2 separate regions of the Homo sapiens genome follow, and region 2 is linked to region 1. A link is a loop called in an ENCODE intact Hi-C map of the cell type or tissue named here. Cell type or tissue: psoas muscle. All regions are shown on one strand. Links, peaks and the distances in the headings refer to the core of each region. The heading gives the core; the rest is flanking DNA.

Region 1 (16,334 bases), core at 5,532-13,531:
GAACTGTTTCCAAGGATTTTCTAAAAACCCCACCGGAGGCCAGGAGTGGTGACTCACATCTGCAATCCCAGCACTTTGGGAGGCTGAGGCGGGTGGATCACTTGAGGTCAGGAGTTCAAGACGAGTCTGGCCAACATGGTGAAACCCCGTCTCTACTGAAAACACAAAAATTGGCCGGGCATGGTGGTTAATTTTTGTCCCAGCTAATCAGGAGGCTGAGGCAGGAGAATTGCTCGAACCTCGGAGGTGGAGATTGCAGTGAGCCAAGATCATGCCACTGTACTCTAGCCTGGGTGACAGAGTGAGACTCCATCTCAAAAAATAAATAAATAAATAAATAAAAACCCACTAGAAATCCCTTCATGTCTTTCTTGAATTACCTGCTTTGCATGGCTTGCATGTTTTGCATATGTATATATATTTCTATGACAAAAGTTTATCAGTAGACATTTTGGTTTTCTTTTTCTTTTTTTTGGAGACAGGGCCTTGCTCTGTCACCCAGGCTGGAGTACAGTTGCACAATCATGGCTCACTGCTGCATCGAACTCTTGGACTCCCAATGATTCTTCTGCTTAAGCCTCCCAGAGTGGCTGGGACTGCAGGCACCTTCCATCACTCCTGGCTAGTTAAAAAATATATATATATTTTTGGTAGAGATGGGATCTTGCTATGTTGCCCAGGCTGGTCCCAAACTCCTGGCCTTGAGTGATCCTCCTGCCTTGGCCTCCCAAAGTGATGGGATTACAGGTGTGAGCCACCTTGCCTGGCATAGACATTTTTTAGGACTATTGTAATTCAGATAAAATGCTCTGGAAAGAATACTTGCCCAGTAATGGCATCTCCACCAGTGAACTGAAGACAACTCTGGCTTTGATCCTCTAGGAAACTCATGAACTCTTTTTTTTCTTTTTTGGAGATGAGTCTCGCTCTGTCACCAGGCTGGAATGCAGTGGCGTGATCTCTCACTGCAACCTCTGCCTCCCGGGTTCAAGCGATTCTCCTGCCTCAGCTTCCTGAGTAGCTGCGACTACAGGCATGCGCCGCCACACCCAGCTAATTTTTGTATTTTTAGTAGAGACGGGGTTTCACCATGTTGGCCAGGATGGTCTTGATCTCTTTACCTCGTGATCCGCCTGCCTTGGCCTCCCAAAGTGCTAGGATTACAGGCATGAGCCACTGTGTCTGGCCATGAACTCTGTTTCTAAGCAACTTATATAAATCTCTCCCTTTCTGCCAATAAAAGCTTCCTTTTCCCCTTCTGTCACCAGATGTACTTGTGGCTTGCCCTTCTGTGCATCCTGGATTATAATCCTTTTCTCTCATTCTCAAATAAACTCAACATGTTTGGAGGTATTTTTCTTTAATGTCTTTTTTTTTTAAGGTTAACAGGATATTATGTCCATGTAACTGAAGTTAAGGTTATTATTTTTTATTTTTTGAGATGGAATCTCACTCTGTTGCCCAGGCTGGAGGGCAGTGGTGCGATCTTGGCTAACTGCAACCTCTGCCTCCCTGGTTTGAGTGATTCTCCTGCTTCAGCCTCCCGAGTAGCTGGGATTGCAGGTGCACACCACCATGCCTGGCTAATTTTTTTATTTTTAGTAGAGACAGGGTTTCATCATGTTGGCCAGGCTGGTCTGGAACTCCTGATCTCAGGTGATCCTCCTGCCTTGGCCTCCCAAAGTGCTGGGATTATAGGCATGAGCCACCTCGCCCAGCCAAGGTTACTGTCTAAGAAATTGAGCGTAATAGAGGAGACCAGCCCTTAAAAGGAATGGTAGAAGAGATTGGAAATGAGTGACTAAAGTGGTGATGTGGGTGTGATCTCAGGGTGGGGTGAGTGGTTGTGGCAGTAACTGGGAAAGGCATGGGGGCTGCCTAGTTTTTCTCAGAGGAGCCTCCTTAGAGGCAGGGTGTGTCAGGCACCTCTGACTGAGTGCCAGAGGAAGTTGCCAGACCAACCACCCTACAAGAGGCTGTCCTCTTGGCTACCACAGTGGTAAGTATTCAGTCACACCTTACTAAGCAGCCTCTAAAGGTCATGTACCTGGCTCAGTGCTAGAAATCTGGCAGTGAACTAAGCAGCCACACTCCTGTTCTTGTAGAGCTTGTTGTCCTGGTGGTCTCCAGGAGGAGCTGAGGATTGAACAAGAAACTACAGCAGTCAGTGTGGACACATGGAGTGTAACTGAGCTGCAGAGAAATGTAGGGTGTTTGGAAAGCATGGGACCAGGGACCTGAATTTGATTTTCTGTAGGGACGTATCTTCACAAAGGGGGCATTCAAGGACAAGGGGACCTTAGCATGGGCATGCATGACTGAGTTGGAGGAGTATTCCAGACAGAACTGCAAGTGGGCAGGCCCCAGGGAAGCAGACAGTTTGGTGTGGGAGACTTTAAAGGAAGGCCAGGGTGGCCGGGCACAGTGGCTCACACCTGTAATCCCAGCTCTTTGGAAGGCCAAAGTGGGTGGATCACCTGAGGTCAGGAGTTAGCTGGGTGTGGTGGTGGGTGCCTGTAATCCCAGCTACTCGGGAGGCTGAGGCAGGAGGCTGAACCTGGGAGGTGGAGGTTGCAGTGAGCTAAGATTGCGCCACTGCACTCCAGCCTGGGCAACAGAGTGAGACTCCATCTCAAAAAAAAAAAAAAAAAAAAAAAGGGAATGCCAGGGTGGCCAGGGCCGAGAGGGAGGGTGAGAGAGACACAGGTGAGGGTGAGGCTGGAGAGGTGGGTAGGGACTGATCATGCAGGGCCTTGTGGGCCATTAGAAAGGTTTAGGATTTTTCCTAAAGTCAGTGGGAAGCCATTGAAAGGTATAAACGGGGGAGTGGTATTATCAGAGTTGCCTTTTTAGGATCCCATGCTGGCAGAATGGATAGGAAGGGGCAAGTGTAGATTTTGGGAGACACATTTGGGGGCTGTGCTAAAGTCCTGGCAACAGATGAGCGGAGGGTTTCTGGTGCGCAGTTGTGGCCATTGGCATGTAGTAAAGCATGTGGGTTAGTTATATTTTGAAGGTTATTTCAATAGAAGTCAGTGATGGATTGAATGTGGGGAATGTGGGTTAAGAATGAGTAATTGGGAGACTGGAGATGCTATTAATGAAATGGGAAAGATTTTCTTTCTACATATTGGACTGGTTAACATGTTCTCTTCCTTTAGACCTTGGATCAGAGATTATTTCTTTTTAAAATTATTTTTATTTAAAAATTAAAAAAAAATTTTTTTTGAGACAGGGTCTTGCTCTGTCACCCAGGTTGGAGTGCAGTGGCATGATCATGGCTCACTGCAGCCTCAACCTCCCAGGCCCAAGTGATCCTCCAACTTCATCCTCCCAAGTAGCTGAGACTACAGGTGCTAATTTTTTTTTTTTTTTTTTTTTTTATATAGAGTCTTGCTGTGTCACCCAGGCTGGAGTGCAGTGGCACAATGTCAGCTCACTTCATCTCCTGGGTTCAAGTGATTCTCTTGCCTCAGCCTCCTGAGTAGCTGGGATTACAGGCGCATGCCACCACGTCTGGCTAATTTTTGTATTTTTAGTAGAGATGGGGTTTCACCATATTGGCCAGGCTAGTCTTGAACTCCTGACCTCGAGTGATCCACCCACCTCGTCCTCCCAAAGCACTAGGATTACAGACATGAACCACCGTGCCCAGCCCAATTTTTGCATTTTTTGTAGAGATGGGGTTTCACCATGTTGCCCAGGCTGATCTTGAACTCCTGAGTTCAAGCAATCTGTCCACCTTGGCCTCCCAAAGTGTTGGGATTATAGGCGTGAGGCACCTTGCCTGGCCTAGTTTTATTTTTATTTTCAAACAGGGTCTCACTGTCACCCAGGCTGGAGTGCAGTGGTATGATATCAGCTCAGCTCGGCAACCTCTGCCTCCCAGGCTCTAGTGATCTCACCTCAGCCTCCCTAGGAGCTGGTACTACAGGCATGCACTACCACTCCTGGCTAATTTTTATGTTTCTGTAGAGATGAGGTCTTGCCATGTTACCCAGGCTAATCTCCAACTCCAAGCTGATCTCCCATCTCCAACTCAAGCGATCTCCCCACCATGGCCTCCTTAGTGCTAAGATAACTGGCGTGAGCCATTGCCTGTCTTTTTATTATTTTTATTTTTTGTAAAGATGGGATTTTGCTATGTTGGTCAGGCTGGTGTTGAACTCATGGCCTCAAGCAATCCGCCCACCTCAGCCTCCCAAGTAACCGGGACTATAGGCATGTGCCACCACCCCCAGCTAATTTTATTTATTTTTTTATTATTTTTGGGTAGAGATGGAGTTTTGCCATGTTGTCCAGGCTTGTCTCAAACTCCTGAGCTCAAGCAATCCATCTGTCTCATCCTCCCAAAGCACTGGAATTATAGCATGAGCTACCATGCCTGGCCTCTTTGTGACTGTTTAGAGGAGACCATATTTGGTTAGAATAAATCATATTAGGCTGGGCATGGTGGCTCATGCCTGTAATCCCAGCACTTTGGGAGGCCGAGGTGGGCGGATCACGAGGTCAGGAGTTCAAGACCAGCCTGGCCAATATGGCAAAGCCCCATTTCTACTAAAAATACAAAAATTAGCTGGGCATGGTGGCGCATGCCTGTAGTGCCAGCTACTCTACTCGGGAGGCTGAGGCAGAAGAATTGCTTGAACCCGGGAGGCAGAGGTTGCAGTGAGCCAAGATTGCACCACTGCACCACTCTAGCCTGGGCAACAGAGCAAGACTCTGTTTAAAAAAAAAACAAAAACATAATATTAGCAGTAGTTTTCTTTGGGACGTGAGATTCTGATTTTCTTTTTTCCTCCTGTTGGCTCTCCCTTCAGAGTATTTCTAGAATGTGACCACTTCTCAACACCTTCACTACCAGCTCCAGGGTCTGAGGGAGCCACCATCATCTTTCATGTTGATTACAGAATCGCCTTCTCTCTGGTCTTCCTGCATCTGTGCCCCCGGATAGTCCACTCTTAGTGCAGCAGTCATAATGATCATGTAAAAATATGAGACAGTTCATGCAGAGCTAATGAAATTCTCAGCGTATCCTACAAGGCTCTACATGATCTGACCATTGTATCCTGTTTTCTTACTGCTGTTAACATTGTGTATCTGACTCTGTGTTTTCCTTTTTTTTTTTTCTTTTTCCTTGCTCTGTTGCCTAGACTGGAGTTTAGCGGTATTATCATATCTCACTGTAACCTGAAACTCCTGGGCTCATGTCATCATTCTGCCTCAGCCTTCCAAATTACTCTGACCATAGGCATATGCCACCATGCCTGGGTAATTAAATAAAATTTTTTTTTTTTGGTAGAGACTGAGTTTATGTTGCCCAGGCTGGTCTGCAAACTCCTGGCCTCAAGCAATCCTCCTGCCTTGGCCTCCCAAAGTGCTGGGATTATAGGCATGAGCCACCGTGCCTGGTCTCTCTTCTTCATTCTATGTGGTTTTTTTTTTTGGTTTTTTTTTTTTGAGACATTTACCCTCTGTTACCCAGGCTGGAGTGCAGGGGCGCAATCTCAGCTCACTGCAACCTGTGCCTTGCAGGTTCAAGCAATTCTCGTGCCACAGCTTCCCGAGTAGCTAGGATTACAGGTGTGTACCACCACATCCCGCTAATTTTATATATATATATATATATATATATATATATATATATATATATATACACACATACATACACATATATATACACACATATGTTATATATATATATACATATATATATTATTTTTATTTTTATTTTTATTTTTAGATGGAGTTTTCCTCTGTTGCTCAGGCTAGAGTGCAATGGCGCGATCTTGGCTTATTGCAACCTCCACCTCCTGGGTTCAAGCAATTCTCTTGCCTCAGCCTCCAGAGTAGCTGGGACTACAGGCATGCATCAGCACAGCTGGCTAATTTTTTTTTTTTTTCGAGACAGAGTCTTGCTCTGTCGCCCAGGCTGGAGTGCGGTGGCATGAGCTCGACTCACTGCAATCTTCCGCCTCCTGGGTTCAAGAGATTCTTTGCCTCAGCCTCCCAAGTAGCTAGGATTACAGGCACTTGTCATCATGCCCAGCTAATTTTTGTATTTTGAGTAGAGACGGGGTTTCACCATCTTGGCCAGGCTGGTCTTGAACTCCTGACCTCAGGTGATCCACCTGCCTCTGCCTCCCAAAGTGCTGGGATTACAGGCGTGAGCCACCTCACTCGGCCCAGCTGGCTAATTTTTGTATTTTTAGTAGAGACAGGGTTTCACCTTGTTAGTCAGGCTGATCTGGAACTCCTGACCTTGTGATCCACCTGCCTCAGCCTCCCAAAGTGCTAGGATTACAAGCGCGAGCCACAGTGCCCAGCCTAATTTTTTATATTTTAAGTAGAGATGGGGTTTTGCCATGTTGGCCAGGCTGGTCTCGAACTCCTGACTTCAAGTGATCCACCCACCTTGGCCTCCCAAAGTATTGGGATTATAGGTGTGAGCCACTGCGCCTGACCACATTCTACGCTTTAACCACATTGGCTTTCCTGCTGTTCCTCTAACACAGTAGGCAATCTCTTGCCTCAGGACCTTTGCATTGGTTATTTCCTCTGCTGTGCATTCTTCTTGAGTAACTCAAATCTTTGCTCCATTTTTTTTTTCTTCTCAGGGGTCTTCATTGATCAAATCTTATCTTCTCATTAAAGCCCATGTTGACTTCTCTATTTCAAATTGCAACCCATCCCCAGCACTTTCAATCTCCCCTCTCTCTGCTCTAGCATTACCAGTTTTCCAACATACTATATAGTTTACTTATTTGTTATGCTTTTTGTTTTTTTGCCTATACTCTCTGGCTAGAATGAAAACTCTGCTTCAGATACTCCAGTGCAGGTATCTGAGTAAAAAAAAAATGATTGAAAACTGCCAGAGCAGGGATTTTTGTCTGTTTTTTTTTTTTTTCTCTAATGTATCCCAGGAGACTGGGTCAGTGACTGGCACAGACTAGGTACTTAATAAATATTCGTTAGATGAATGTATGTGCATGTATACTAATTTTTATGTTCAGGGAAAAGGAAAACAGGCCAGGTGCAGTGGCTCATGCCTGTAATCCCAGCACTCTGAGAGGCTAAGGTGGGCAGATCACTTGAGGTCTGGAGTTCAAGACCAGCCTGGCCAATGTGGTGAAACTCCATCTTTTTTTTTTTTTTTTTTTGAGATGGAGTCTTGCTCTTGTTGCCCAGGCGGGGGTACAATGGTGCCATGTTGTCTGACTGCAACCTCCGCCTCCCAGGTTCAAACAATTCTCCTGCCTCAGCCTCCTGAGTAGCTGGGATTACAGGTGCCCGCCACCATGCCCAGCTAATTTTTGTATTTTTTAGTAGAGATAGGGTTTCACCATGTTGGCCAGGCTGGTCTCAAACTCCTGACCTCAGGTGATCCGCCTGCCTCGGCCTCCCAAAGTGTTGGGATTACAGATGTGAACCATCGTGCCTAGCTGTAAAACTCCATCTTTACTAAAAATACAAAAATTAGCCGGTCGTGGTGGCAGACGCCCATAATCCCAGTTACTTGGGTTGCAGTGAGCCCTGCACTACACTGCACTCCAGCCTGGGTGACAAAGCAAGACTGTCTCAAAAACAAAAACAATCAAACATAAACAACCAACCAAAAGAAAATGAAAACTACTGTGTGCTGGAACCTTGAAGAAGGGAAGCCTGCTCTTGATAACAGGAGAGATTTTCTTCATTTGAATTTCTGACTCTTGTTTCCTCTTTTTTTTTCAGGCTGTAACAGAGGAGGAAATGATTTTGAATAGCCTCTCTCTGTGTTACCATAATAAGCTAATCCTGGCCCCAATGGTTCGGGTAGGGACTCTTCCAATGAGGCTGCTGGCCCTGGATTATGGAGCGGACATTGTTTACTGTGAGGTAAGGGGCTCTGATTTTCTGGGTGGGCTTCTCCACAAGTACAGACTCCTCTTCATTTGTGTGTGGGAGTGGTCAGGAGTTAGTGGGGACAGAATGGGAATTGACTTTATAGGTGTTCACCAAAGGCTGGAGGAGACAAACATGTGTGACACTGATGAGTCTTGTGAACCCTGCCAAGGTCCAGGAGCCTGGTAGCACAGAAGCGTTCTGGGATACCCTGGGCCGGGTGGATAGATAAGTCGCCTGACATGTCTGGGCAACATAGTGGGACCTCATCTCTATTTTAAAAAATAAAAGAGGCCTGGCACAGTGGCTCATGGCTGTAATCCCAGCACTTTGGGAGGCCAAGGCGGGCAGATCACCTGAGGTCAGGAGTTCGAGACCAGTCTGGCCAACACGGTGAAACCTTGTCTCTACTAAAAATAGAAAAATTAGCCAGGCGTAGTGTTACGTGCCTGTAGTCCCAGCTACTCGGGAGGGTGAGGCAGGAGAATTGCTTGAACCTGGGAAGTGGAGGTTGCAGTGAGCAAAGATCACGCCACTGCACTCCAGCCTGGGCAACAGAGCAAGACTCCATCTCAAAAAAAAAAAAAAAGATAAAAATAAAAAATAAAAAGAGGCTGGGCGTGGTAGCTCATGCCGTAATACTAGTACTTTGGGAGGCCAAGGCAGGAGGATCACTTGAGCCTAGGAGTTTGAGACCAGCCTGGGCAATATAGTGAGACTCTATCTCTTTTTTTAAAAAAATTTATATATTAAAAAAAATAAGCCTGGTGTGGTGGCTCACACCTGTAATCCCAGCACTTTGGGAGGCTGAGGCATGAGGATTACTTGAGTCCAGGAGTTCGAGACCAGCCTGGGCAACGTAGTGAGACCCTGTCTCTACCAAAAAATAAAAATATAAAAAATGTACAAAAGAAAAAGAAAACCACTATATAGAGAGAATGGAAGACTTAAGAGGAGATTGGCGGAAAACAAACCCTTATGTACTGGGTATGTGTGTTGGCGCATAGGAATTAATGACAGAAGAGGTAAAAGAATGAGAAAAATAGGCAAATTAAAAAGAGTGTAGTGTCAGGGAAGGCAAAAGTCAGGTTTGTTAACCATGTCAGGTAATGCAGAGAAATCCAGCTGCAAAAAGACCAAGCAGGTATTTGACTTGAAAATTAGGCTGGGCAGAGTGGCTCATGCCTGTGGGGGGCTAGGCAGGAGGATCGCTTGAGCCCAGGTATTCAAAACCAGCCTTGGCAACATAGCGAGACCCTGTTTCTATTTTTTTTTTTCCTTGAGACAGAGTCTCGCTCTGTCGCCCAGGCTGGAGTGCAGTGGCGCGATCTTGGCTCACTGCAAGCTCTGCCTCCCAGGTTCACACCATTCTTCTGCCTCAGCCTCCCGAGTAGCTGGGACTACAGGCGTCCGCCACCACGCCTGGCTAATTTCTTTTTGTATTTTTAGTAGAGACGGGGTTTCACTGTGTTAGCCAGGATGGTCTCGATCTCCTGACCTCATGATCCTCACGTCTCCGCCTTCCAAAGTGCTGGGATTACAGGTGTGAGCCACCGTGCCTGGCCCCCTGTTTCTTGAAAAAAAGCAAGGAAGGGAGGAAGGAAGGAAGGAGGGAGGGAGGGAAAAGAAAATTAGACCCCTGGAGGACAGCTCTAGCACATAGACATGAACACTCACGGAGTTAATGGCTTGAGGAATGAATAGCAGATGAGGGAATAGAAATAGGGCTGCCAACTACCCCTTCAGTTAAGGGAGGTACAGGCAGGTAGCCTGAGGTGGAGGAAGCAGGGTGAAGGGAGTTGTTTCTAGATGACTTGCATGTTTGTAGTATAAGAGGAAGGAAGGCATTAGAAGGAGGCCTGAAGATTCATTTGGGGGATTTGGCGTGATGGGTAAGGTCAGGGCTTGAAGAGGACAGGAATCTTTTTTTTTCTTTTTTTTTTTTTAAGACAGTGTCTCACTCTGCCTTCCGAGGCTGGAGTGCAGTGGCACAGTCTTGGCTCACTGCAACCTCTGCTTCCCAGGTTCAAGTGATTCTCCCAACTCAGCCTCCTGAGTAGCTGGGATCACAGGTGCCCGCCTCCATGTCCAGCTAATTTTTGTATTTAGTAGAGATGGGGTTTTGCCATGTTGGCCAGGCTGGTCTTGAACCCTTGACCTCAGGTAATCCACCTGCCTTGGCCTCCCAAAGTGCTGGGATTATAGGTGTGAGACACTGCACCCGGCCTTAGGATTGTTTTCAAGCCCTTTGGAAGTTTAGGGCCCACGATTTATGTGATTACTTCAGTATGTGACCCTCCTAATTGGGCAAGACTTGGTTTTCCTAGTAAATGTGCCCATTCCTTTCTTCCAGGGTCCTGCTCCTGTATGGAGCAGAGGAAATATGAATTAAAATCTGTTAGCATTGTTTGATGTGCTCTTCCCTGAGAGAGTCAGTATAACTTACAAATAAACAAAGGGGTATCTACCTAGGCAGAGACCTAAGCCTTCCACCCAGATCTGCCACCTATGGAGAGCAGACAGGCAGGCAGGTCAACCTAGGTTGTGTAGGTGGCTGGGACTGGGCCCCCGGGCATGGCTGAGTGTGGTGTCAGCGCCCCCTGGTGGATCCATGGTTGTTTTGCCAGTGAGCTTTGGAGTACCAGTTGCGTGGATGTTCTTACTGGGGGTGGCGGGGGGGAGTTGATGTGAGGTGGCCCATCTGTGGGATTAGATAATCAAATGACCTCACCCAGCTCACAGGACCTCGTGCATATCAAGCATGTAGGCACCTCCTTAAAAACCCCACAAAGTCGCCGAGCGTGGTGGCTCACGCCTGCAATCCCAGCACTTTGGGAGGCCAAGACAGGTGGATCACCTGAGGTCAGGAGTTCAAGACCAGCCTGAACAACATGGTGAAACCCCATCTCTACAAAAATACAAAAAATTAGCTGTACGCGGTGGTGCACACCTGTAGTCCCAGCTTCAGGCTGAGGCAGGAGAAACGCCTGAACCTGGGAGGCAGAGGTTGTAGTGAGCTGAGATTGTGCCACTGCACTCCAGCCTGGGCGACAGAACAAAACAAAACAAAACACAACCCACAAAGTCCTCAGCCTCTGGAGGATGAGCCAGTCTGTAAAAGGCAAGAGAGCCGTAGTCTTCCCACATCAGGGTCTGTCAGGAATTTTTGAGGAGTGATGACAGTTTTTGGGAGGTGCTGCAGAGGCCGCGTTCCTGTTTCTTTTTATAAGAATGGTGGGATTCTGGTGTTCCTGTCTGTGAAGAGACACTGACCTGTTAGACTTAAACTTCTTATTAAGTAGGATCAAGGGACAAGGCAATGTTCTTAAGAGACCCAGAGTCCTACAGCCCAGAGGCCCACAAATGATTGATTTAGGCCAAGCACAGTGGCTCATGCCTGTAATCCCAGCACTTTGGGAGGCCGAGGCAGGTGGATCACCTGAGGTCAGGAGTTCGAGACTAGCCTGGCCAGCATGGTGAAGCTCTGTCTCTACTAAAAATACAAATTTAGCTTAGCCTGGTGGTGCACACCTGTAATCCCAGCTACTTGGGAGGTTGAGACAAGAGAATCACTTGAACCCATGAGGCAGAGGTTGCAATGTGCCCAGTGCGCCATTGCACTCCAGCCTGGGTGACAAGAGCAAAACTCTGTGTCAAAAAAAAAAAAAAAAAAGAGAAATGAGTGATTTTTAAAAGTTTTTTTTTTCTTATTGTGACAAAAAACATACAAGATTTACTGTCTTAACCATTTGTAAGTGTACTGTTCAGTAGTGTTATGTATATTGACATTGTTGTGAAACAGACCTCCGGAACTTTTTCATCTTGTGAAACGGAAACCCTGCACCCATTAAACAGCAATTCCCCAGTTCCCCTTCTCCCAGCCACTGGTAACTACCATTCTACTTTCTATTTCTATGAATTTGACTACTTTAGATACCTTATATAAGTGGAATCATACAATATTTATTGTTTGTGACTGGCTTATTTCCCTTAGCATAATGTCATCAAGGCTTACCTATGTTATAGCATGTGACAAGATTTCCTTCTTTTTTAAGGCTGAATAATACTCTATTGTATGTATATATCACACTTGGTTTATCCATTCATCCGTTAATGGCCATTGGGTTGCTTCTATCTCTTTCAATTGTGAATAATGCTGCTGTGAACATGGGCGTGCAAATAATCTCTTTGAGACCCTGCTTTTAATTCTTTTGATTATATATCCGGAAGTGGGATTGCTAGATCATATGGTGGTTTTTAATTTTTTGAGGACCCTCCATTCTGTTTCCCATAACCATAATAGCTGCATCATTTTACAATCCCACTAACAGCACACAAAGCTTCCGGTTTCTCTACATCCTCAAAAATGCTTGTTTGATTGTTGTTTTTGAGACAGAGTCTTATCCTGTCACCCAGGCTGGAGTGCAGTGACCAGCCTGGAGCTCCTGGGCTCAAGGGATCCTCCTACTTCAGCCTCCTGAGTAGCTGGGACTACAGGCTTATGCCACCACACCTGGCTAATTTTATTTATTTATTTATTTTTATTTTTATTTTATTTTTATTTTTATTTTGAGACAGAGTCTCGCTCTATCGCCCAGACTGGAGTGCCATGGCGTGATCTCAGTTCACTGCAACCTGTGCTTCCTGGGTTCAAGCAATTCTTGTGCCTCAGCCTCCTGAGTAGCTGGGATTACAGGCATGCACCACTACACCTGGCTAATTTTTGTATTTTTGGTAGAGACGGGTTTTTCCATGTTGGCCAGACTGGTCTCGAACTCCTGGCCTCAGATGATCTGCCCGCCTCAGCCTCCCAAAGTGCTGGGATTACAGGCATGAGCCACCATGCCCAGCCACATCTGGCTAATTTTAAAATCTTTTGTAGAGACAGGATTTCGCTATGTTGCCCATGCTGGTCCCAAACAGGTGGCCTCAAGTGATCCCCTCACCTGGGCCTCTCAAAGTGCTGGGATTGGCTGGGCGTGATGGCTCACACCTGTAATCCCAGAACTTTGAGAGGCCGACTCAGGTGGATCACGAGGTCAGGAGTTTGAGACCAGCCTAGGCAACATGGTGAAACCCCGTCTCTACAAAAATACAAAAATTAGCCGGGTGTGGTGGTGCCCATCTGTAATCCCAGCTACTGGGGAGGCTGAGACAGGAGAATTGCTTGAACCCATGAGGCGGAGGTTGCAGTGAACTGAGATCACGCCATTGCACTCCAGCTCTGGGTGTCAGAGCAAGACTCCGTCTCAGGGAGAAAAAAAAAAAAAAGTGCTGGGATTACAGGTGTGAGCCACCGTGCCTGGCTCACTTATTGTTTTTTTGATGGTAGCCATCCTAATGGGTATGAGGTGATATTTCATTGTGGTTTATTTCTCTGATTAGTGATGATTAGTGATGGTGAACATCTTTTTATATGCTTTTTTGGCCATTTGTAGGTCATATTCACCCAGAATAGGTAATTTTTTAAAAACAACAAATTAAAAATTATGTTTTTAGAAAGAAATAATTTCTTTTCTTTTTTTTTGAGATGGAGTCTTGCTCTGTTGCCCACGCAGGAGTGCAGTGGCACCATCTCAGCTCACTGCAACCTCCACCTCCCAGGTTCAAGCAATTCTTCTGCCTTGGCCTCCCAGGGAGCTGGGACTACAGGTGCATGCCCCCATGCCTGCTTAATTTAGGTATTTTTGGTAGAGACGGGGTTTTGGCATGTTGGCCGGGCTTGTATTGAACTCCTGGCCTCAAGTGATCCTCCTGCTCGGGCCTCCCAAAGTGCTGGGATTACAGGCTTGAGCCACTGCACCGGGTCTGTGCTCTTGTAAAAAATCAATTAATCATAGATGTTTTGATTTGATTTATATCTGGACTCTCATTTCTGTTACGCTGGTCTGTATGTCTACCTGTATGCCAGTACCACAGCCTTTTTTTTTCTTTCTTCTTACTGGTGAATTGAGGACACAACACAGTCTTGATTATTGTAGCTTGGTAGGTTTTAAGATTGGGAAGTATAAATTCTCCAACTTTTTCTTCTCTTTCAAGATTGTTTTGTGTAATCTGGGTTCTTTGCATTGCTATATGAATTTTAGGATCAGCTGGTCAATTCTGCCAGAAAGGCAGCTGGGATTTTGATGGAGTTTGCATTGAATCTGTAGATTAGTTTACGGATTATTGCTGTCATAACAATATTTAGTATTCCAATCCATGAACATGAGATGTCTTTATTTAGGTCTTCTTTAATTTCTTTTTTTTTTTTTTTTTGAGATGAGGTCTCACTCTGTTACCCAGGCTCAAGTACAGTGACATGATCTCAGCTCACTGCAACCTATGCCTCCTGGGCTGAAGCCATCCTCCTACCTCAGCCTCCTGAGTAGCTGGGACTACAGCCATACTCCACCCCACATGGCTAATTTTTGTATTTTTTTGTAGAGTTAGGGTTTCACCATGTTGCCCAGGCTGGTCTCGAACTCCTGATCTCAAAGTGATCCGCCTGCCTAGGCCTCCCAAAGTGCTGGTATTAAAAGCATGAGCCATTGGGCCGGGTCAGGTCTTCTTTAATTTCTTTCAACAGTGTTTCATAGTTTTCAGTACATGAGTCTCATACCTCTTTTTTTGAATTATTTCCTATGTGTTTTATTTTTATTTACTTTTATTTTTTGAGGCAGAGTCCCGCTTAGTTGCCCAGGCTGCAGTGCAGTGGCGCAATCTCAGCTCACTGCAACCTCTGCCTCCCGGGCTCAAGCCATTCTCCTGCCTCAGCCTCGCGAGTAGCTGGGATTACAGGCGCCTGCCACCATGCCTGGATAATTTTTGTATTTTTAATAGAAATGGGGTTTCACCATGTTGGTCAGGCTGGTCTTGAACTCCTGACCTCAGGCAATCCACCCAGCTCGGCCTCCCAAAGTGCTGGAATTACAGGCGTGAGCCACTGTGCCCGGCCGTGTTATTCTTTTAGATGTTATTACAAATGGAATTTCTTAATTTCCTTTTGTATTGTTCATTACTAGTGTATAAAATATAATTGATTTTTGTGTATTGATCTTGTGTCCTTGACCTTGCTGAACTTGTTTATTAGCATGTATGTTCTCTTTCTGTCTCTCTCTGTCTCTCCTGTGTGTATATGTATGGGTGGGGGAAACTTCCACAGGCTTTCTATATACAAGATCACATCGGCCCAGCGTGGTGGCTCACACCTGTAATCCCAGCACTTTGGGAGACCGAGGCGGGTGGATCACCCATGGTCAGGAGTTTGAGACCAGCCTGGCCAACACGATGAAACCCCATCTCTATTAAAAAAAAATACAAAAAATTAGCTGGGCATGGTGGTGGACGCCTGTAATCCCAGCTACTAGGGAGGCTGAGGGAGGAGAATCGCTCGAACCCAGGAGGTGGAGGTTGCAGTGAGCCGAGATCACGCCACTGCACTCCATCCTGGGCAACAAGAGCAAAACTCTGTCTTAAAAAAAAAAAAAACATCATCTGCAAATATAGTTTTACTTTTTCCTTTCTAATATGGATGCCTTTTATTTTATTTTTTTTTCTACCTAATTGTCCTGGCTGGAACTTTCTTTTCTTTTTTTTTTTTGAGACGGAGTTTTGCTCTTGTTGCCCAGGCCCTGGAGTGGAGTGAAGTGACATGATCTTGGCTCACTGCAACGTCTGCCTCCCATGTTCAAGTGATTCTCCTGCCTCAGATTCCCAAGTAGCTGGGATTACAGGCATGAGTGGCTAATTTTTGTATTTTTAGTAGTTACGGGGTTTCACCATGTTAATCAGACTGGTCTCGAACTCCTGACCTCAGGTGATCCACCCTCCCCGGCCTCCCGAAGTGCTGGGATTACAGGCGTGAGCCACTGTCCCTGGCCTGGGAAACTTTTTAATTTTAAAATTTATTCTTATTTTCAAAATTTTAGATTCAGGGGTATATATGCGGATTTGTTACAAGGGTACCATGTGTGATGCTGAGGGTTTGGCTTCTATTGATCCTGTCACCCAGATAGTGAACATAATACCCAATAGGATCTTTTTTAGCCCTTGCCTCCTCTCTGCTTCCTGCCTTTTGAAGTCTCCGGTGTCTGTTGTTCCCATGTTTATGTTCGTGTGTACCCAATGCTTAGCTCCTGCTTATAAGTGAGAACATATGTTATTTGGGTTTGTTTCTGTGTTAATTTGCTTAGGATAACGGCTGCCAGCTGCATCTATGTTGCTGTAAAGTACATGATTTCATTCATTTTTTTTTTTTTTGAAACGGAGTCTCCTTCTGTTGCCCAGGCTAGAGTGCAGTGGCACGATCTCAGCTCACTGTAGCCTCCGCCTCCCAGGTTCAAGCGATTCTCCTGTCTCAGCCTCCCCAGTAGCTGGGATACAGGCCTGTGCCACCACGCTCGGCTAATTTTTGTTGGCATAAGCCAACTGTGCCTGGCCTTAATTTCTTGTTTTAGGACTATTCCCATTTT
Region 2 (16,334 bases), core at 5,263-13,262, 340 kb before region 1:
CAGGCACAGTGGCTCACACCTGTAATCCCAGCACTTTGGGAGGCCAAGGCGGGCGGATCACCTGAGGTAAGGAGTTCAAAACCAGCCGGGTCAACATGGCCAAACCCCATCTCTGCTAAAAATACAAAAAAAAAAACTAGCCAGGTGTGGTGGCAGATGCCTGTAATCCCAGCTCTTCAGGAAGCTGAGGAAGGAGAATCATTTGAACCCAGGAGGCAGAGATTGCAGTGAGCCAAGATCACACCACTGCACTCCAGCCTGGGCGACAAGAGTGAGACTCTATCCAAAAAAGAAAGAAAGAAAGAAAGACTGGAGGCCGGGCGTGGTGGCTCATGCCTGTAATCTCAGCACTTTGGGAGGCTGACGTGGGTGGATCGCTTGAGGTCAGGAGTTCGAGACCAGCCTGGCCAACGTGGTGAAACCCCGTCTCTACCAAAAATATAAAAAGTTAGCCAGGTGTGGTGGTGCAAGCCTGTATTCTCAGCTACTCGAGGGGCTGAGGCAGGAGAATCACTTGAACCTGGGAGGTGAAAGTTGCAGTGATCTGAGATTGTGCCACTGCACTCCAGCGTGTGTGACAGAATGAGACTCCGTCACAAAAAAAAAAAAAAAAGAAAAGAAAAAGAAGAATGGAAAACAAAAACCAGTTCAAGAGGAAAGTGAAAGAACTAATTGCTATACAGATTAAGTATAATTAAAATTTTCATGGTAGCAAACATAGGAAAATGCTCACTAGAAAAAAAAATACCAAAAAACTTTTTTCATCAAACTGGCTAAAAGAAAAAGTATGCTTAAAGAGATTTTATTAGGCCGGGTGCGGTGGCTCATGCCTGTAATCCCAGCACTTTGGGAGGCCGAGGCGGGCGGATCACGAGGTCAGGAGATAGAGACCATCCTCACTAACACAGTGAAACCCTGTCTCTACTAAAAAATACAAAAAATTAGCCAGTTGTGGTGGTGGGTGCCTGTAGTCCCAGCTACTCGGGAGGCTGAGGCAGGAGAATGGCGTGAACCCAGGAGGCGGAGCCTGCAGTGAGGTGAGATCGCGCCAATGCACTCCAGCCTGGGCGACAGAGCAAGACTCCGTCTCAAAAAAAAAAAAAAAAAAGAAAAAAAGAAAAAAAAAAGATTTTATTAGGCTGGGTGTGGTGGCTCATGTCTGCAATCTCAGCAATTTGGGGGGCCAAAGCAGGAGGATTGCTTGAGATCAACAATTCAAGATCAGCACAAGCAACTTAGTGAGACACCCATCTTTACTAAAAAAAAAAAAAAAAAAAAATTAGCCTGGCATGGTGGCACATGCCTATAGTCCCAGCTATTTGGGAGGCTGAGGTAGAAGGATCGCTTGAGCCCAGGAGTCAAGACTGCAGTGAGCTATGACAGTGCCACTGCACTCTAGCCTGGGCAATAGAGTGAGACTGTCTCAAGAAAGGAAAAAAGGTTTTTTTGTATACAGATATTTACTATAGCATTGGCTATCATAGTGAAAAACTGGGAGACAATCTAGATGTCCAATACAAGTAATGGGTTAGATAAAGAATGCTGTGGAGTTACTGAAAACCATGAAGTAGAAGGCCCTCAATAACCTGAAAGACATTCACCACATTGTCACTGAAAGGGAAAAACACACACTATCAGAAGTATGGGGTTTTTTTTAAAAAAAGCACACAAAAGAAGTATAATAGGTATGAGTATATATATAAGGATATCTGTAATATATCTATAAAATATCTCTATTCAATGCTGTAGAAGGACTAGAATACTCCTGAATTTATTGATTGCTGAGGTTGATGGGATTATGAATGATTTTTATTGTTTCTTTTCAATTTTTGAACTTTGCCAAATTTTCTGAGACATGATTCTGTCTTATTCATTGTAGAGTTTTTCTTCTGATCACAAGGGTTATACAATAAAGAACAAAACCAAACAAAAGTCCTTTGCTTGGGATCAATGTCGTGGGAAAACCAAGATGAGATGTAGGTGTGCTCAGAATATCAGGGTTCCCCATCCAACATTTCCCCCAGCTAAACCAGCAGTTCCCCACTCCATATTAGCATCACTGGTAACCCTAGACCCACTGAAACAGACAAGAGTGATGTGGGCCACATCACCGTCATTTTCTTTTTCTCTTTTTAAACTTTAATGTTATTTTAAAAATTGTAGTACAATATACATAAAATTTACTTTTTTTTTTTTTTTTTTGAGACGGAGTCTCGCTCTGTCGCCCAGGCTGGAGTGCAGTGGCATGGTCTTGGCTCACTGCAAGCTCCGCCTCCCGGGTTCACGCCATTCTCCCGCCTCAGCCTCCCAAGTAGCTGGGACTACAGACGCCCCCCCACCATGCCCAGCTAATTTTTTTTTTGTATTTTTAGTAGAGACGGGGTTTCACCGTGTTAGCCAGGATGGTCTCGATCTCCTGACCTTGTGATCTGCCTGCCTCAGCCTCCCGAAGTGCTGGGATTACAGGCGTGAGCCACCGAGCCTGACCTACTTTTTGTTTTTTTTTTTAAAGACAGTCTCACTCTGTTGCCCAGGCTGGAGTGCAGTGGCGCAATCTCAGCTTACTGCAACCTCCCCCTCCTGGTTTCGAGCGATTCTCCTGCCTCAGCCACATGATAGCTGGGATTACAGGTGTGTGTCATCACCCCTGGCTAATTTTTGTATTTTTGGTAGTGATGAGGTTTCGCCATGTTGACCAGGCTGGTCTCGAACTCCTGAGCTCAAGCGACCTACCCACCTTGGCCTCCCAAAGTGCTGGGATTACAGGCGTGAGCCACCACGCCCAGACCATCTTAACTATTTTTAAGTATATACATCAGTGGTATTAAATACATTTACAGCTGGGCGTGGTGGCTCATGCCTGTAATCCCAGCACTTTGGGAAGCCAAGGTGGGTGGATCACCTGAGGTGAGGAGTTTGAGACCAGCCTGACCAACATCGTGAAACCCCATCTCTACTAAAAATACAAAAATTAGCCGGGCGTGGTGGCATGTGCCTGTAATTCCAGCTACTCGGGAGGTGGAGACAGGAGAATTGCTGGAACCCGGGAGGCGGAGGTTGCAGTGAGCTGAGATCAAGCCACTGCACTCCAGCCTGGGCGACAGAGCAAGACTGTCTCAAATAAAATAAAATAAATAGGTAAATAAATAAATAAATACATTTACATTGTTGTGTAACCATCACCACCACCCTGGTGGATGGTTACTTCTGGAACTCTTTTCACCTTGCAAAACTAAAAACTCATTAAATAATACCCATTATTCCCATTAAATAATAACTTCCCATTCCCACTACCCCCGCCCCAGCCCCTGGCAACCATCATTCTACTTTGTCTCTATGAATTTGACTACTTTAGATACCTCATCTAAGTGAAATCATGCGTTATTTGTGCTTTTGTGACTAGCTTATTTTGGCTAGCATAATGTCTTCAAGGTTCACCCTTACAAACCTTGTAGCATATGTCAGGACTTCCTTCCTTTTCAAGGTTGAGTAATATGCCATTGTATGGCTGATCCATTCCTCTATCAATGGACACCTGGGTTGCTTCCATGTTTTAGCTACTGTGAATAATACTGATATGAACATGGTGTACAAATATCTCTTCTAGACTCTGCTTTCATTTGTTTGGGGCATATACCCAGAAGTGGAATTGCCGGGTCATGGTAATTAGATTTTTAATTTTCTGAGGAACCACCATACTGTTTTCCACAGTGGCTGTACCATTTTACATTTCCTCCAACAGCGTGCAAGACTTCTGATTTCTCCACGTCCTCACCAACCCTTGTTATTTTCTGGTGTTTTTTGTTGGTTAGCCGTTCTGATGGATGTGAGGTGACCATTATTCACTATTTTTTTTTTTTTTTTGAGACAGAGTCTTGTTCTGTCACCCAGGCTGGAGTGGAGTGGCACTGGTCTTGAACTCCCGACTTCAAGTGATCTGCCTGCCTCGGCTGCCCAAAGTGCTGGGATTACAGGCATGAGCCACCATGCCTGGCTTCATCATTCACTTTTATCGTTCACTTTTAAAGCCCCCCAGGTGATCCTAGTGTGCAGCCACCAGCTGAGAACCTCTGAACTATGTTTAACGCATGTGAAAAATTATCTACATTTGGAGTCATAACAAAATGTCCTGTTTGTTATATGTACACTTTCCTGAACCTTCTCACCCTCTGTATTATGATTAAAAGGACAAATCTGTCATTAAGAGGGAAAAATCTCTAACACAACTATTTTAACTTCTATGTATTACCTTTGGTAACATCATTTTACCAATAATTTTATAAACACCATACGGTCCCTTTGTTTACCAATTATTTATTGATTCTTTTTTGAAATGGAGTCTCACTCTGTCATCCAGGCTGGAGTGCAGTGGCACAATCTCAGCTCACTGCAACCTCCGCCTCTTGGGTTCAACCGATTCTCATGCCTTAGCCTCCCGAGTAACTGGGACTACAGGCATGTGTCATCATGCCCAGCTAATTTTTATATTTTTTAGTAGAGATGGGGTTTCACCATGTTGGCCAGGCTGGTCTTAAACTCCTGACCTCAGGTGATCCGTCTGCCTTAGCCTCCCAAAGTGCTGGGATCACAGGTGTGAGCCACTGTGCCTGGCCTACCAATTACCTTTAAAAAGCTAACTACTCCTGATCTTGGTCACTATCATAATTTTTATTTTGAGACAGATTCTTGCTCTGTTGCCCAGGCTGGAGTGCAATGGCTTGATCATGGCTCACTGCAGCCTCAACCTCACAGGCTCAAGGGATCCTCCCACCTCAGCCTCCTGAGTAGCTGGGATTACAGGTGCACACCACTGTGCCTGGCTAATTTTTGCATTTTTTGTAGAGACAGGGTTTCACTATGTCACCCAGGCTGGTCTCGAACTCCTGGCCTCAACTGATCTGCCCATCCTGGCCTCCCAAAGCGCTAGGATTACAGAAGCAAGTCACACTGTGCCTAGACCCCCCCCCAAAAAAAAAAAAATTAAGACTCTGCGGCAGGTCCCTCTGCATAGCACAGCTTCTGCTTTCTTTGAGATGACCAACTCCTGGAACTCCTCTCTACCCTACATCTTCCCTCCTCTGTAAATCTTTTCTGACTGTACCCCCCCAGGAGCTCCTCCCTCTGCACCTTCTATATACTTGCAATAGGAACTAAACTTACTCCTCTTTTGTGTCCTCAGGCCCACAAACACAGCAGGCCCTCCACTGATTAGTGAATGAATAAATTAATGAACTCACTGTGCTCAGTAAAGTGTTTTCTGGATGCGCCTACTCACTGGTGTCACCAGCTTCTCATGGCCACATTCGTCCATGAAACACCAAAGTTACCCTCTGAAAACATACTGGAGGTTCTATCCTCACGTGCTACTGATAGTGATACAGAATCGTACAGCTGTTCTGAATAACAAGTAATCTGGCCTTATATATAATTAAAACTATGCATTTTGTGACTCACAAATTCTACTCGTGTGTGTGTGTATGTGTGTTCCCAAAGAAATTCTCATAGGGATGCACTGATAAGGGATACAAAGATATTTACCACATCATGTCTGAGGTGCAGAGTTGGAGACAATCTGGGGATCAGAAGTGGGCAGGTAAAGTGTGGGGGATATACCCACTGGGGTTCTCTGCAAGTTAGAAACAATACTAGATGAATACAGTCACATGAATGAACTTGGTAAAAAAAAAAAAAAAAAGAAAACATAGCGAGCTCTAATACATTATTTATATAAACTAAAAATACACACACAGGCTGAGTGCGGTGGCTCACGCCTGTAATTCCAGCATTTTGGGAGGCAGAGGTGGGCGGATCACCTGAGATCAGTTCACGACCAGCCTGATCAACATGGCAAAACCCCATCTATACTAAAAAATAAAAAAATTAGCTGGATGTGATTGTGCACGCCTGTAGTCCCAGCTACTCAGGAGGCTGAGGCAGGAGAATCGTTTGAACCCAGGAAGCAGAGGTTGCAGTGAGCTGAGATAATGCCACTGCACTCCAGCTTGGGTGACAGAGCAAGACTCTGTCTCAAACAAAACAAAACAAAACAAAAACCCACACACATGCACAGAAACAAAAATGCTTCATAGGAAATTATACAAATGAAAGGATACATACTAAATACATTTACAGGGGATAGGGAAACCAGAGTAGAGAAAGGGGATAAAGGGGAATAATTTAAAAAAAAAAAAAAAGGCCGGGCACGGTGGCTCATGCCTGTAATCTCAGCTCTTTGGGAGGCTGAGGAGGGCGAATCACGAGGTCAGGAGATTGAGACCATCCTGGCTAACATGGTAAAACCCCGTCTCTACTAAAAATACAAAAACAAAATTATCCAGGCGTGATGGTGGGCACCTGCAGTCCCAGCTACTCGGGAGGCTGAGGCGGGAGAATGGCGTGAACCCAGGAGGCAGAGCTTGCAGTGAGCCGAGATTGCGCCACTGCACTCCAGCCTGGGCGACAGATTGAGACTCTGTCTCAAAAACAAAAACAAAAAAAAAAGGAAAATGTGGTTCTAAAAGGAATCCTTTCTCACTTTTTAAATAAAAAGCTTGCATTTCAAACACAAAGTGACAGATATATGTACCTCTGGTCCTACTAATGGGACACCATCACAAGCTCCCTGATCTAGCCAAATCCAGGGAGTAGCACTGCATCTGCATATTTAGCCAGGACCACTTATAATTCAGACAAAGAACCTTATTTCAAATTAGCCACCACACCTGGCTTTTTGGGTTTTTTTTTTTTTGACACAGTCTCACTCTGTCACCCAGGCTGGAGTCCAGTGGTGCCATCTCGACTCACTGCAACCTCCGCCTCCTGGGTTCAAGTAAGTGGCTGGGACTATAGGTGCGTGTCATCACGCCCTGCTAATCATACCTGGCTAATTTTTTGTGTTTTTTGTAGAGACAGGGTTCCATCATGTTGCCCAAGCTGGTCTCAAACTCCTGGGCTCAAGCAATCCTCCTGCCTTGGCCTCCCAAATTGCTGGGATTACAGGCATGAGCCATGGTCCCTGGCTAGAATCTTTTTTGGGAAGTGGAAAAATGTACATTACAGAATGTACCATTTTAAACCATTTTTAGGTGTACAGTTCAGTGCACTAATACATTCGTATTGTGCAACCATCACCAACATCCACCTCCAGGACTTCATCATCATTCCATACTGAAACTCTGTACCCAGCCAAAATTAACCATTTTAAAGTGAACAATTCAGTGGCCGCTGGGTGCAATGCCTCATGCCTGTAATCCCAGCACTTTGGGAGGCTGAGGTGGGAGGATTACTTGTGCCCAGGAGTTTCAGGCTATAGTGGGTTATGATCATGCCATTGCACTCCAGCCTGGGTGACAGAGCAACAGAAAGACTCTGTCTCAAAAACAAAAAACAAACAAACAAACAAAAAAACCAACCCCCATAATCCAGTGGCATTTAGGACATACTTTTTTTTTTTTAAGACAGAGTCTTGCTCTATCACCCAGGCTGGAATGCAGTGGTGCAATCTTGGCTCACTGCAACTTCCACCTCCCGAGCTCTGAGGCTGAGGCGATTCTCCTGCCTCAGCCTCCTGACTGGCTGGGATTACAGGCACACGCCATCACACCTGGCTAATTTTTTTGTATTTTTAGTAGAGACAGGGTTTCACCATGTTCGCCAGGCTGGTCTCAAACTCCTGACCTCAGGTGATCCGCTCGCCTGGGCCTCCAGAAGTGCTGGGATTACAGGCATGAGCCACTGAGCCTGGCCTAATTTTTTATTTTTTGTAGAGATGGGGTCTCACTGTGTTACCTAGGCTGGTCTCAAACTCTGGCCTCAAACTCCTGGCCTCAAGCGATTCTCTCAGCTCAGCCTCCCAAGGTGGTGGGATTATAAGCGTGACCCACTGAGCCTGGCTTTTTAATAAAAAAGTTTTTTTTAATTTTATTTTAATATAGAGGCAGCATCTTACTATGTTGCCCAGGCTGGTCTTAAATTCCTGGCTTCAAGTGATCCTCCCACCTCGGCCACCCAAAGCACTGGGATTATAGGCATGAGACACCACGGCTGGAGAAATTGTTTTCTCAACTTCATTTTCAAGCCCAGCATCTCTTTTGCTCCTACTGTAGACACAAGTGTACTGGACTAAGAAAATGTCTATAGTAGGGGATGGTTTGTCAGCATAGCCCAGTATAACATCCTGTACTGCTCGATTCTATCTGAAGTACACCTGTTCCTTTGTGAACCACTAAATTACACATGACTTGGGCTGCCTCTAACTCCAGATCCCTGCCAATTTCGTGCCTCTTGTCTCCACTCTCTGTGACTGTGAAGCTTGGCTTGCCTCCTGTACTCTCACTGGGGTTGTTTTATTTTAACCAGCTTTCATTCTTTCTGATGGTAAACTGTCTGTGGCCACTCAGTCACCTTGCTTTCCTTTTCTACTTTCTCCATCTCTCTCTTTTTTTTTTTTTTTTTTTTTTTGAGACGGAGTCTCACTCTGTCGCCTAGGCTGGAGCGTAATGGTGCAATCTCGGCTCACTGCAACCTTTGCCGCTCCGGTTCAAGCGATTCTCCTTGCCTCAGCTACTACCTCAGTAGCTGGGGTTACAGGCACACGCCACCATACCCAGCTAATCTTTGTATTTTTAGTAGAGACAAGGTTTTACCATGTTGGCCAGGCTGGTCTCGAACTCCTGACCTCAGGTGATCCACCCGCCTTGACCTCCCAAAGTGCTGGGATTACAGGCATGAGCCACTGAGCCCAGCCACCATCTCTCTCTTTTCTCTTTGCTAATTCTGCCCCTACAGGCTTCTCTACTAGTTTTCTTAGAAAACAGGTCAAGCACACAGTTATCTTCTACAATTTTCATGTCCTGGACTCCCTTCGGCTATTTGGTCACTGTCTGCTTTTACAGGTGTCTTGGTTATTTACAGGTTATGGCTGTTATAGGAGCTTGACAGTGTCAAGCATGCAGCATTAGGTAAGTAGTGAGATTCTACTTAAGTTTTTTTTTTTTTTTTTTGAGACGGAGTCTCATTTCTGTCACCCAGGCTGGAGTGCTGTGGCATGATCTTGGCCCACTGCAACCTCAGCCTCCTGGGTTCAAGCGGTTCTCCTGTCTCAGCCTCCCGAGTAGCTGGGATTACAGGCATGCGCCACCATACCTGGCTAATTTTTGTATTTTTAGTAGAGACAGGGTTTCACTATATTGGCCAGGCTGGTCTCGAACTCCTGACCTCAGGTGATCCTCCTGCCTCGGCCTCCCAAAGTGCTAAGATTACAGGCATAAGCCACTGTGCCCAGCCAAATTTTGTTGGTCATTAATTACTAATTGTTACAGGGCTAAGGGAGTGAGACACAGTCCATGTCTTCTCTAAATTCATGCCCAGGGCACACCTCCTCCACTCTCACACCGTGTTCCTTCTCACCCTAGTTGTATTTGGGTATATATAGGGAATGTATGTATCCACTACATAGGGAACCCTTTTTTTTTTTTTGAGATCGAGTTTCGCTCTTTTTGCCCAGGCTGGAGTGGTGCAATGGCACGATCTCGGCTCACTGCAACCTCCACCTCCCAGGTTCAAGCGATTCTCCTGCCTCAGCCTTCCAAGTAGCTGCGATTACAGGAGCCCGCCACCATGCCTGGCTAATTTTTTGTATTTTTAGTAGAGACGGGGTTTCACCATGTTGGACAGGATGGTCCCGATCTCTTGACCTCGTGATCTGCCCGCCTCAGCCTCCCAAAGTGTTAGGATTACAGGCGTGAGCCACCGCGCCCGGCCGGGAATCTTTTTTTTTTTTTTAAATGATCTATTACGTATCTATGACCAACTTAGATGTCTCCTCTTCAAAAGCTGTGTAGGAATATGAGGATGATAATTTTGAGCCAATATGAAGTGAAAAATATATATAAGTATCGGTAGCTTAAAACAACAGAATGGACTAGAATTTTTTTTCTTTTTTGAGACAGTCTCGCTCCGTCACCCAGGCTGGAGTGCAGTGGCGCGCTCTTGGCTCACTGCAAGCTCTGCCTCCTGGATTCACGCCATTCTCCTGCCTCAGCCTCCCGAGTAGCTGGGACTACAGGCACCCACCACCACACCCGGCTAATTTTTTGTATTTTCAGTAGAGACGGGGTTTCACCATGTTAGCCAGGATGGTCTGGATCTCCTGACCTCGTGATCCGCCTGCCTCAGCCTCCCAAAGTGCCGGGATTATAGGCGTGAGCCACTGCGCCCGGCCGAAAAATTTTTAATAACCTGTTTTACTGCCACTGACTCAAAGGGAAGCTTCATCAACTCCCATAAAGGGGTATTGGCTGGCCCCCGAGGAAGCCAGATGGCATGAAGGCAGGCAGGCTTGCTGACTAGGTATTTCCTGCCCAAGCAGGCAGAGCTGGTTTTCCTTGTTAATTTCAGTGGCTACCCTTTCTCACCCCTAAAATTTCCCCACTCTTTGTCTTTAACATCCTTGCACATATCCTTCAGATGCCTCCAAAGATCTCCACAAACCCAGTCCTGCCAAGACCACATACATTTCCCATCACCACATGCTGGTCAGGAATGAAGTGTGCCTTGGCAGGACAGGCTATATACAATTTGACAAGGCCTTGCCTGGGTTCAAATCCTGGCTCTGTCACTTTCCAGCTGGGTGACCTCAGGTAAGTCCTTTAGTCACTCTGTATCTCCATTTCCTCATCTGTAAAATGGGGAAATTTTATCTACCTCACAGGGGATTTAAGGATTGAGTTAATATTTGTAGAATACTTATAATTGGGCCTGGCCAATTAGATATGAGTCAGTACATAGGGAATCTTTTTCTGAAAAAAAGATATCTGTTAACTATCTGTGACTGACTTAGATGTCTCTTCTTCAAAAGTTGAGTAGAAATATGAGGGTCATAATTCTGAGCTAATATGAAGTGAGTATAATAGGGCAGCCAGTGTTTAGTCTGTCCCTTGTTCCATGCAACCCTGTTGTACAGATAAGAAAACATGCTCAAAGAGGTGAGGTAACTCTCCCAGGGTTCCACGCCTGGCTGTGTGCATGACCTGCTACAACCAGCATGAAACCTTGAGCAGGTTACTTCACTTCTCTGAGCCTCTATAAAAACAAGAAAGAAAAAGAGTCATTTTGTAACATGTGCATGTGTGGAGCAACTCTTCTTCCATCCTTCCTCATGAGTGTGAGCCAGGCAAGTTCCTTCCACTGTCTGCTCTGGGGGTGACTGTTTGCCTCTGATCCACTGTTCAAAACCAATACTAATCTGGTCAATGTCTCACCTTTTCTGAGGAGCTAACGAGGGAGCTGTGGGACATAAAAAGATGAAAAGTCCTAATTTCAGGGGTGACAAGTCAGCAAGGTGAGTAGGAGCCAGAACTGGTGGCGTAAAGTGTTAATCTCAAGAGTTTGGACTTTGACAGGTGGGTGTGCTCAGTATTCTTGGTCTGCTCCTCCTTCCCTACCTGATCCTCTCTGCCCTGCTTTTTGTCTCTGGAGTCAGAAGGTCAGTCTCTAAAGCCCTGGGCTCCAGGTCCTCTGGCTTCCATCTGAGTCCAGCCAAGGGAAAGAACCAGGAAGAGATCAGCGAGCAGGAGGAAAGGCCAAGGTGTTTATTTTTTGCCTTCTCTCCCTCCCAGGATATGGTTCTGGCAGAGCTGTGTTCCTTAACCAAGGTCACAGCTCCTTTAGAGGACCCCTCTCTCCCATGGCCATTGCTTTTGCTGGGTTCCAGTGACACATCCCCACTCCGTCATTGCACCTAGGGTGGGGACACTACCTTGCCAGTCCCTGGGTGCTCCACTATCCCTTGTATGTTTCCTTTACTACTCACACTATTGTGAATAATCCCTTCATTAAAGAGTTTTTAATTAACCCTTTGAGTACACTGACTGTTTCCTGTCTAGACCTTGACTAATGCAGGTAAGCAATAAGAACCATTGGATTTTTTTTCTTTTTCTTTTTCTTTGAGATGGAGTCTTGCTCTGTCACCCAGGCTGGAGTGCAGTGGCGTGATCTTGGCTCATTGCAACCTCTGCTTCCAGGTTCAAGCAAGTCTCCTGCCTCAGCTTCCCGAGCAGCTGGGATTACAGGTGTGCGCCACCATGCCCAGCTAATTTTTGCATTTTTAGTAGACACGGGGTTTCCCCATATTGGCCAGGCTGGTCTCGAACTCCTGACCTCTGGTGATCTGCCCACCTCGGCCTCCCGAAGTGTTGGGATTACAGGCGTGAGCCACTGTGCCCGGCCTGCATTTTTTTTCTTTAATTTGGCAGAAAGACGTAGGTAGGATAGAGTTTAGGAGACATTAGACACAGAGAACCAGTTAGGATATCAAGTAAGACATAAGGAGGGTCTAATGGAGGGAATGAAATGGAGCAGACAGTTATCACTAGGATTTGGGATTATCAGCAGGGTGGGAGAGCCAAAAAAATAAAATAAAATAAATAACTGAACTATAGACCAATACGTCTCATAAACTTAGGCACAAAAATCCTCAACAAAATATTAGCAAATTAAATCTAGCAATGTGGCTGGGCGTGGTGGCTCACACCTGTAATCCCAGCACTTTGGGAGGCCAAGGCGGGCGGATCATGAGGTTAGGAGATTGAGACCATCCTGGCTGACATGGTGAAACCCCGTCTCTACTAAAAATACAAAAAATTAGCCAGACGTGATGGTGGGTACCTGTAGTCCCAGCTACCCAGGAGGCTGAGGCAGCAGAATCGCTGGAACCAAAGAGGCAGAGGCTGCAGTGAGCTGAGATCGCACCACTGGCACTCCAGCCTGGGCAACAGAGCAAGACTTCATCTCTAAAAAACAAAACAAAACAAAAATAAATAAAAATTAAAAAAAAAATACACCATGACCAACAGGGGTTTAATCCCAGGAATGCAAGGCTGGCTCAACATTCTAAAATCAACTACTATTGGATAGGAGAATGTGGTGTTTTTTTGTTTGTTAGTTTGGTTTGAGACAGAGTCTCACTCTGTCACCCAGACTGGAATGCAGTGGCGCAATCTCGGCTTACTGCAACCTCCGCCTCCTGGGTTCAGGTGATTCTCGTGCCTCAGCCACCCGAGCAGCTGGGACCACAGATGTGTACCACCACGCCTGGCTAATTTTTGTACATTTTGTAGAGAAGGGGTTTTGCCATGTTGGCCAGGCTGGTCTCAAACTCCTGGCCTCAAGCGATCCACCAGCCTCAGCCTCCCAAAGTGCTGGGGTAACAGGAGCAAGCCACCGCGCCCAGCCTGGATAGCAAAATGTTTAACTGAAAAAGAAAAAAAAAAAAGGCCAGGTGCAGTGGCTCACCTGTAATCCCAGAATTTTGGGAGGCCAGGAGTTCAAGACCAGCCTGGTGAACATGGTGAAACCCTGTCTCTACAAAAAACAAACAAAAAAAGCCAGGTGCAGTGGCACACACCTGTGGCTACTCAGGAGGCTCAGGAGGGAGGAACACTTGAGCCTGGGAGGTGGAGGTTGCAGTGAGCCATTTTTGCACCACTACACTTCAGCCTGGGCAACAAGAGCATGACCCTGCCTCAAAAAAATAAAAACTAGGCCAGGCGCGGTGGCTCACGCCTATAATCCCAGCACTTTGGGAGGCCAAGGTGGGCAGATTGCCTGAGCTCAGGAGTTTGCGACCAGCCTGGGCAACAAGGTAAAACCCCATCTCTACTAAAATACAAAAAAATTAGCCGGTCATGACAGTATGTGCCTGTAGTCTCAGCTACTTAGGAGGCTGAGGCAGGAGAACTGCTTGAACCCGGGAAGCAGAGGTTGCAGTGAGCTGAGATCGTGCCACTGCACTCCAGCCTGGGCAACACAGTGAGACTCCGTCTCAAAAAAAAAAAATTAAATTTAATTTAAAAAATAAAATCAATTACTATAACTTACCGTATCAGTAGTCATTAGACAGCATTAATTAGAAATACAAATTAAGGCCGGGCACGGTGGCTCACCTGAGGTCAGGAGTTTGAGACCAGCCTGGCCAACATGGTGAAACCCTGCCTCTACTAAAAATACAAAAATTAGCCAGGCATGGTGGCGGGTGCCTGTAATCCCAGCTGCTTGGAAGGGTGAGGCAGGAGAACTGCTTGAAGTCGTGAGGTAGAGGTTGCAGTGAACTGAGATTGTGCCACTGCACTCCAGCCTGGGTGACAGAGCAAGACTCCATCTCAAAAAAACAAAACAAACAAACAAACAAAAAACAAATTAAGGCTGGGTTCAGTGGCTCATGCCTGTAATCCCAGCACTTTGGGAGGCCGAGGCGGGCGGATCACCCGAGATCAGGAGTTTGAGACCAGCCTGGCCAACATGGTGAAACCCCGTTCCTACTAGAAAAAAAAAAAAAAATTAGCCAGGCATGGTGGTGCACGCCTGTAATCCCAGCTACTCAGGAGGCTGAGGCAGGAGAATCGCTTGAACCCAGGAGGCGGAGGTTGTAGTGAGCCGAGATTGTGCCACTGCTCTCCAGCCTGGGTGACAGAGTGAGACTCTGTCTCAAAAAAAAAAAAAAAAAGAAATACAAATTAAAACTTATTAAATACACATTACAATGTCTGAAATTCAGAAAACCTGATATCAAATACTGGCAAGGGTAGGAAGCAACTATTCATTATTGGCGAAAATGTAAAATAATATAGCCACTTTGGAAAAGTTTGCCATCTTATAAAGCTAAATAGATACCTATCACACAACCTAGCAATCCTACTTCTAGGTTTAGTACTTACCAAGAGAAATGAAAACTTATATTCACACAAAAACCTATATGTGAATGTCTACAGCAGCTTTATTCATAATTGCCACATCTTGTAATCAACACAAATATCCTTCAATAGGTAAACAGATAAACAGTAGTATATCAACGCCAATGGATACTATTCAGCAATAGAAAGAACATACTACGGATATATGCCACAATGAACAAATCTCAAATGCATTCTGCTAACTGAAAGATGCCCTACTTAAAGGCACCATACTGTGTGATCCCATTTAAATGCCATAATGGAAAAGCAAAACTATAGGGACAAAGAGTAGATCAGTGGTTGTCAAGGGTTGGAACTGGGGCTAAGTGTAGACAACAAAGGGGCACAGGGGAATTTTTGTGGGGTGATGAAACTGTTCTGTATCTTGTCTAGGGTGGCAATTACATGACAGCATTTGTCAAAACTGATAGCACAGAATATACAGAAAAAGGATAAACTTCACTGTTCTGTAAATTATACTTCAATCAATGTGACTGACCCCACTTAAAAAAAAAAAAAAAAAGACCCTGAAGTTTTAAGCCTAAGTGACTGAGAAACTGCAGTGTCCTTAAGAGAAACATGGAACCCAAAAGGCCCGACTGTTGAGACTTTGGTGTGGAGGCTGAGATTTGTGAATTGTTTTTTCCCAGACTGCCTGAACATCATCTTACCTTCTGTGTATCTAGTCTGTAGAACCCCAGCTTCTGCCAAACTAGAGGCCACGACCCACTGCCTATCACAGGGGTGGGAGAAATCCAATCTGGTAATTGTTTTTGTAAATAGTTCTATGGGTATGACAGAACACAGTCATACCCATTTGTTTACCTACTCCTTTATTTATGGTTGCTTTTGTACCACCAACAGCAGAATAGGTACAACAGAAGCCATACGGCCCACACAGCTTAAAATACTTAAAATTTGGAGGCCGGTACAGTAGCTCACACCTATAATCCCAGCAGTTTGAGAGGCTGAGGCAGGCGGATTGCTTGAGGCTAGGAGTTTGAGACCAACATGTGAAACACTGTCTCTGCTAAAAATACACAAATTAGCCAGGCTTCAGGGTGTGCGCCTGTAATCCTAGCTACTCAGGAGGCAGAGGCAGAAGAATCACTTGAACCTGGGAGGCAGAGGTTGCAGTGAACAGAGATCATGTCACTGCACTCCAGCCTGGGCAACAGAGTGACTCTGTCTTAAAAAAAAAAAAATTTACAATTTGGCCCTTTACAGAAAAGATTTGCTGACCCCTGCCCTACGCTCTGTTATAAGGCCCAGGAACTCCAACTGACGCAGTATTGTCATGAAGGTAGCCAGGATTTTTTTTTTTTTTTTTTTTTTTTTGAGATGGAGTCTCGCTCTGTTGCCCAGTCTGGAGCACAGTGGCACAATCTGAGCTCACTACAACCTCTGCCTCCTGGGTTCAAGTGATTCTCCTGCCTCAACCTCCCGAGTAGCTGGGATCATAGGCATGTGCCGTGCCTGGCTAATTTTTGTATTTTTTAGTAGAGATGGGGTTTCACCATGTTGGCCAGGCTAGTATTGAACTCCTGACCTCACATGATCTGCCTGCCTCGGCCTCCCAAAGTGCTGGGATTACAGGAGTAAGAC

The links. Peaks named below come from ENCODE experiments on the same cell type or tissue, not always from the same donor. Only the 100,000 strongest peaks of a DNase experiment are listed, where the experiment ranks them.
Region 2: a loop joins it to region 1, with 2.9 times the contacts of the local background. A loop is called at or near these places in 2 of 110 quality-filtered maps.

The regions. Positions count from the first base shown.
Region 1 is chr16:68,030,275-68,046,608 of GRCh38, forward strand. It overlaps DUS2 (dihydrouridine synthase 2), which reads left to right. Exons shown (of 17, transcript NM_017803.5): 3 at 7,732-7,875. The coding sequence starts at 7,750. Among named protein-coding and RNA genes, the nearest start is that of DUS2, 15 kb to the left of the region's middle. RefSeq lists a silencer at 14,269-14,458. In psoas muscle, for the core only: CTCF peaks have their summits at 10,485 (motif pointing left) and 10,689; DNase peaks (open chromatin) are centred at 8,078 and 10,467; H3K27ac peaks cover 1,343 bases.
Region 2 is chr16:67,686,551-67,702,884 of GRCh38, forward strand. The region is part of intron 1 of GFOD2 (Gfo/Idh/MocA-like oxidoreductase domain containing 2); the gene reads right to left. Among named protein-coding and RNA genes, the nearest start is that of GFOD2, 25 kb to the right of the region's middle. In psoas muscle, for the core only: no CTCF peak of the experiment used is centred there; no DNase peak of the experiment used is centred there.